Linked DNA regions of Homo sapiens: region 1 is linked to region 2. The links are chromatin contacts, found by Hi-C or POLR2A ChIA-PET in ENCODE. All regions are on one chromosome and are shown on one strand. Each heading gives the region's core, a stretch centred on a gene start or an enhancer-like site at or near the end of the contact. The rest is flanking DNA. Distances are from core to core; before and after follow the strand shown. Region 1 holds the start of METTL2A (methyltransferase 2A, tRNA N3-cytidine). Region 2 holds the start of PPM1D (protein phosphatase, Mg2+/Mn2+ dependent 1D).

The links. A loop is a pair of places that touch in the nucleus more often than their neighbours do. ChIA-PET counts read pairs that join two places held with the same protein, here RNA polymerase II (POLR2A). Pooled maps may share reads with other maps.
Region 1: a pooled map shows a loop between it and region 2 (15-fold over the local background). The contact joins the promoter of METTL2A here to the promoter of PPM1D in region 2. A Hi-C loop is called at or near these places in 1 of 37 single-sample maps with no recorded cell type and 6 of 50 pooled maps. POLR2A ChIA-PET finds 5 or more read pairs at or near these places in 1 of 52 experiments (activated T-cell).

Annotation. Positions count from the first base shown.
Region 1 is chr17:62,422,611-62,425,476 of GRCh38, forward strand. It overlaps METTL2A (methyltransferase 2A, tRNA N3-cytidine), which reads left to right and starts at 1,287. Exons shown (of 9, transcript NM_181725.4): 1 at 1,287-1,402; 2 at 1,609-1,700. The coding sequence starts at 1,293. RefSeq lists enhancers at 1,020-1,550, 1,302-1,671.
Region 2 is chr17:60,598,757-60,601,531 of GRCh38, forward strand. PPM1D (protein phosphatase, Mg2+/Mn2+ dependent 1D) reads left to right here and starts at 1,437. Exons shown (of 6, transcript NM_003620.4): 1 at 1,437-2,130. The coding sequence starts at 1,659. RefSeq lists enhancers at 370-1,358, 1,359-2,346, 1,507-1,556.

The DNA.
Region 1 (2,866 bases), core at 37-2,536, 1.8 Mb after region 2:
CTCACGCCTGTAATCCCAACACTTTGGGAGACCGAGGCGGGCAGATCATTTGAGGTCAGGAGTTTGGGACCAGCCCAGGCAACATGGTGAAACCCCATCTCTACTAAAAATACAAAAATTAGCTGAGTGTGGTAGCGCGCACCTGTAATCCCGGCTACTCAGGAGGCTGAGGCAGGAGAACCACCTGAGCCCAGAACATGGAGGTTATAACGAGCTGAGATCCGGCTACTGCACTCTAGCCTGGGAAACAGAGCAAGACTCCGTCTCAAAAAAAAAAAAAAGTACTAATTACCCATGTGCTATGTCTAGCACTGCACTAACCCTTTCCTTTTTTAAAAAAATTCATCTTTCCCTTTATTCTGACATTATGACATTAAATAAAGTCCAAGAGGTATTGGGCTGGTCCTTGTTTGGTCTCTGCCCTTTCCTTCTTTTCCAAGTGGTATTCATCATGCTTCTCTTGGAAGTCTTCTCAAATAACCTTATGTCTATAACATACTTTCTTCTAGATTCTTTTGAGAGTCTATTTGTGTTAGATCTAGAAATAGAAATGTAAGGCTGAAATGTATTACTATGACAAACTGTTTGTATGTGTGTATTACAATCTTAATTGTGCTAATAAGGATAATTATAATAAATATGCATGATTCAAAAAGGTTAGATGGTTATAATTTAAAAAAAAATTGTCCTTGGATATTCCATTTGATTTGCTAAGCCTCGTGTTCTCTAATTTCATATCTCCATCTCCCCCTACCCCAACCAAAATATATATACACACTGTGTATACATATACACCCACACTATTAAGAGCTGAATATAGAAGCTGGAAATTGCCCTGTTTCTTCCCGCTGCTTGCTACCTTCTTCAGTTCTGGACATCGGCTCCGCAGTGGAACTAGGTAGCCTCAACTCTTATAATGATTCAAGATTTTTCCTGTTTTATAACTTGAGGGAAGCTGGGGAACCTGTTAAGAGGATCCCAGCATTGAACTGGGTCTCAAGTGGAATGTCTCCCACTTTCTGCCTAACCTGCACGTCCATCAGCACCTCATCAATGAGAAACGACTCCTCCGGGGAGAATTTCCCCCTGCCTGGTCCCCTCTCCTAGAGAGCCCTTCGCCAACCCTGGGACAGCCCCAAACGACAGCTCCCGAGCGCCACCCGGACCAGACTCCAGTGCCGCCCTGTCCCGCCACCCTTTTTCCCGCCCAGACTCCGCGTCTTCTGAAAGAGGGCGTGGTCCGCAGGAAGTTCTCACGTTACGGAAAGTAAAGTGTTTCCGGCTCCGGTGTCATGGCCGGCTCCTACCCTGAAGGTGCACCTGCAGTCCTCGCCGATAAGAGGCAGCAGTTCGGAAGCCGGTTCCTGAGAGATCCGGCGCGCGTCTTCCACCACAATGCCTGGTAATCACTCTGCCCCTTCGCCCGGCCTGTCGCTGACCCTCTGTCCCGCCGCCTCGGAGCACTCCGAAAAGCCCCTGACCGCCGGCCACGAGTCAAGCTGCCCTACCCGAGGCACTCTCCAAGGGGAGAGAAACTCCTAGGCCAGCGACTCACCCTGCCCGCAGCCAGGACGTGAGGCCCCTAAGCTGCCCGTTTGATTTTCTCAGGGACAATGTGGAGTGGTCGGAAGAGCAAGCCGCGGCGGCGGAGAGAAAAGTCCAGGAGAACAGTATCCAGCGGGTGTGCCAGGAGAAACAAGGTGCGCTTAAATGGGCTCTCATTGGTATCAACAGCCAGCGTACTGCCGAACGCGCCCTCCCGGAGAGGCCAGGGAACCGCGGCCGCCCAGATCCTTTATTCCTGGCCTGATGCAGATCTCAGGAGTAGAGCGGGACAGGGAGGGGATGAGCAAGGAGAGAAAAGGGCTGCATTGTAACAAAATCTTAAGTCGTAGAGGGTTTTTTTATATATAGTTTTACTTTGGAGGAGGGTAATGTTGTCTTTAATTATGTTTAGTAGATCCACGTTGATATGGCTAGCCAATGACAACTGTGTGGTCACGCGATCATCTTAGAACCTGTACTTTTTACTTGATTTGCATTTTCCATGAGGAGATGTTTTCCATTGAAGCTTCATTGAAGTGATTAGATTCTAAATATTGTTGGGAGGGGGGCTAGTGACTGGTGACTGTGTGTCTATTACTTGTGTGATGGTTATGAGAATTTAGGGCTTTAGTCAAGGAAAGGTGGATGCAGCAGAGTGGAGATAAGTCTGGCCAAAGAAAAGGAGGCCCCTGCTTGAGAGGTGGATGATTTCACTGCAAAATATCCCTAGATAGTAAAACTAGGACTGATTGTTCCAGACAATTGAAGATAGGACTACAAATTTAGTACCCGCTGAAAGAGTTCTGTACAACAAAAAGATTCCAGTTACAAAACATTCACCCTGCATATTTTGACAGCAACTAGATCAAAGCAAGTTAATAGTTGAAAGGGATTTTGAAAATCATGTGGTTCAATATTCTCTTTTTATAGTTAAAGACACTTGGACCACAGGACATTAAGTGCTTTTCCCAGAGGTAAGCAGTCAGTAGTAGCAGTAGTGGAACTAAAATCCTGTTTCTTAGGGAGTCTTGGTTGATTCAGCAGGTGAGTTGTGAGTTGTTAACACACTTCTTAGTGGATTCCAACTTCCATTGTCACTGTCCTGCTCAATTTGTTAGGTTTTTATTCTTTCTACTACACTAGTCAAGGCCCCCTGAATTGGCAAGAGCAGTAAACTGAAATCTGGGACTGTCATGATCACCTTAAAAACAGCCTTCATTTAAACTGTCCATACTTTTTTTTTTTTTTTGGAGATGGAGTCTCGCTCTGTCACCAGGCTGGAGTGCAGTGGCACGATCTCAGCTCGCTGCAATCTCCTCCT
Region 2 (2,775 bases), core at 187-2,686:
ATGAATAATATAGAGCTACACAAACCGTTCTTGTGATATGGAGGCTGCTCCCTAATTACAATGCTAATATTTCATTTAGGATTTTTGTATTCATCGTTACAAAACAGGGTCTGTAGGTTTCCTTTTAGTGTTCATAATGCTTAGGTTTTACTAACAGGGTTATGATTACCTCTCCAAACAAGCTGGGATTTTTTTTTTCAAGCGTTTCCATGCCCTGGAACCATCTGGTCTAGTGCTTTTTGGGGTAATGAATATCTTCAATTGTATTTATTTTTACTTAGTTGATCTATTCAGATTTTCTACATTTTCTTGAGCTGATTTTGCTTATTTATATTTTTATTGATATAAAGATTTTTTCTATTTTTATTTCTTGTGCCAACTGTATGTACATTCCCCCCATTCCCGTTTCCATACTGTTTTTAGGCCATTTGAAAATCTCAAAGGTTTTACAGGAAAGTACAGATTGATGAAGAAATGGCCAAAAACGGGAAAAGTGAACTTTAAAGTGATTCAACTACAAAACGTATGCTACTGAGCAAATACTAGTGTATTCCTCGCTCTGCGGCTTAACTCCATGAAAATCCGTGCAAAGGTTTTAGCGTTGGGATTGTGACCGACTCGGTGAAGAGAGGGGACGATCACCAAACCGTTAGAGCACTGGGGCTCTTGGCAGTGTTTGTCAGTTATTTTCAAGTGATAACTTGAAGTGATACCGCAGGAATAAAATGCTGTATCCAGAGCTGGTCGGAACGAGCACTACCTTTAACAAAAGCTGAAAAGATCTGCCTAGGAATTCGTTAGAATACAGCCCTCTTACGTCTCTGACATACCTAGTTATGTGAACCGAGACTGTGCAGCTGACGGTGGAAATTTCCTAAGTGCTTTTTAAACAACAGAACTGGACTCCCTCCCTCCTCCATTCCCAGTCGAATACGTCCCACCCAGATCCAGCTCAAGGGTGCAGCACTTGTTCCGGCCAGCTCACAATCGCCCTTTGGAAGGGAGGTTTCCCGCCATTTCGCTTAGGAGGAGGGTGAACTCTTCTCCCTTCATTCTCCACTCGCTGGGGGCCCGAGCCCACACCACCTTCCTAGCAAAGCAAGCAGCGGGACGCCAAGGCCAGCAGGCCGCATTAAGAACGCTGGACTGAGCCAAAAGCCTACACAGACCAAGCCGCTCGGGAAAGGATCAACAACTGCCGACAACCCGGAGGGCGAAAACGCCCGCGGCGTAGGGGAAGCAAACTAGGAGATGCGCGGGCCCAGCGCCAGCGGCGGGAGGAGGCAGCGCGGCCGTCGCAGGCGGGAGCGAAGGCGGGGACGGAGGGCGGGCTCGCTCCACTCGACTCCGGATTGGTCGAGCTTAGAGAGCCGAGTGACGTCAGCGGGGGAGAACGCCTGATTTGTGTGGTGGGCGCGGGCGGTGGGGGGAAGCGCAGTGCGCAGGCGCAACTGCCTGGCTCTGCTCGCTCCGGCGCTCCGGCCCAGCTCTCGCGGACAAGTCCAGACATCGCGCGCCCCCCCTTCTCCGGGTCCGCCCCCTCCCCCTTCTCGGCGTCGTCGAAGATAAACAATAGTTGGCCGGCGAGCGCCTAGTGTGTCTCCCGCCGCCGGATTCGGCGGGCTGCGTGGGACCGGCGGGATCCCGGCCAGCCGGCCATGGCGGGGCTGTACTCGCTGGGAGTGAGCGTCTTCTCCGACCAGGGCGGGAGGAAGTACATGGAGGACGTTACTCAAATCGTTGTGGAGCCCGAACCGACGGCTGAAGAAAAGCCCTCGCCGCGGCGGTCGCTGTCTCAGCCGTTGCCTCCGCGGCCGTCGCCGGCCGCCCTTCCCGGCGGCGAAGTCTCGGGGAAAGGCCCAGCGGTGGCAGCCCGAGAGGCTCGCGACCCTCTCCCGGACGCCGGGGCCTCGCCGGCACCTAGCCGCTGCTGCCGCCGCCGTTCCTCCGTGGCCTTTTTCGCCGTGTGCGACGGGCACGGCGGGCGGGAGGCGGCACAGTTTGCCCGGGAGCACTTGTGGGGTTTCATCAAGAAGCAGAAGGGTTTCACCTCGTCCGAGCCGGCTAAGGTTTGCGCTGCCATCCGCAAAGGCTTTCTCGCTTGTCACCTTGCCATGTGGAAGAAACTGGGTAAGTTCCCTGGCTTGTTTGGCGCCCGCCCCTTTTTCAGGCAGTTCAGGGCTTTTATGGCACCAGCCCCGCGTGGGCCCCCGGCACCCAGAGCGCAACCAAAGTATACACTGATGGAAGTGACTAAAAGCTGTAATAGCGCTTTGCTGGGTGGAGGTCCGGGCAAACCAAGCGGCCTTGGGGAAGATAGGATTGCCGTCTCCCTGCAGCCTATTCTTGCTTTATTTCCATCCTCCAAGGATCAATGGGAAGCAGTCCACTCCCTTCCCTGCTTCACTTTGGTGGCAACCAGAGGAAACGTGTTTGAAACCTGGCGCCAGATTTTGGCCAAAAGATAAATCGATGTTGCACCTGGGCCAGGCGAAGGAAAAACTGTAGTGTTTCCTTAGAGAATCTGTCATAATTCTGCTCCTGAAAGTCTTATCCCTCTCGGTTGCCTCCTACCGGTGGTGTCAGTTCTCCAGATTGACCCGGGATTGCTGGGGTTGGTTGCTGGAGTAAAGCGTAAGCTAATTTAGAAGGGCTGAAACGTAACCATCCGGCAACTTAAAGTTTTGGAAGGAATTCCGTTGTAATGATGGTGAGATGTTTTTAGGATCATAAACCTGTACTGCTTATGAAAACTAAAAACGCGGAACGTGTTGT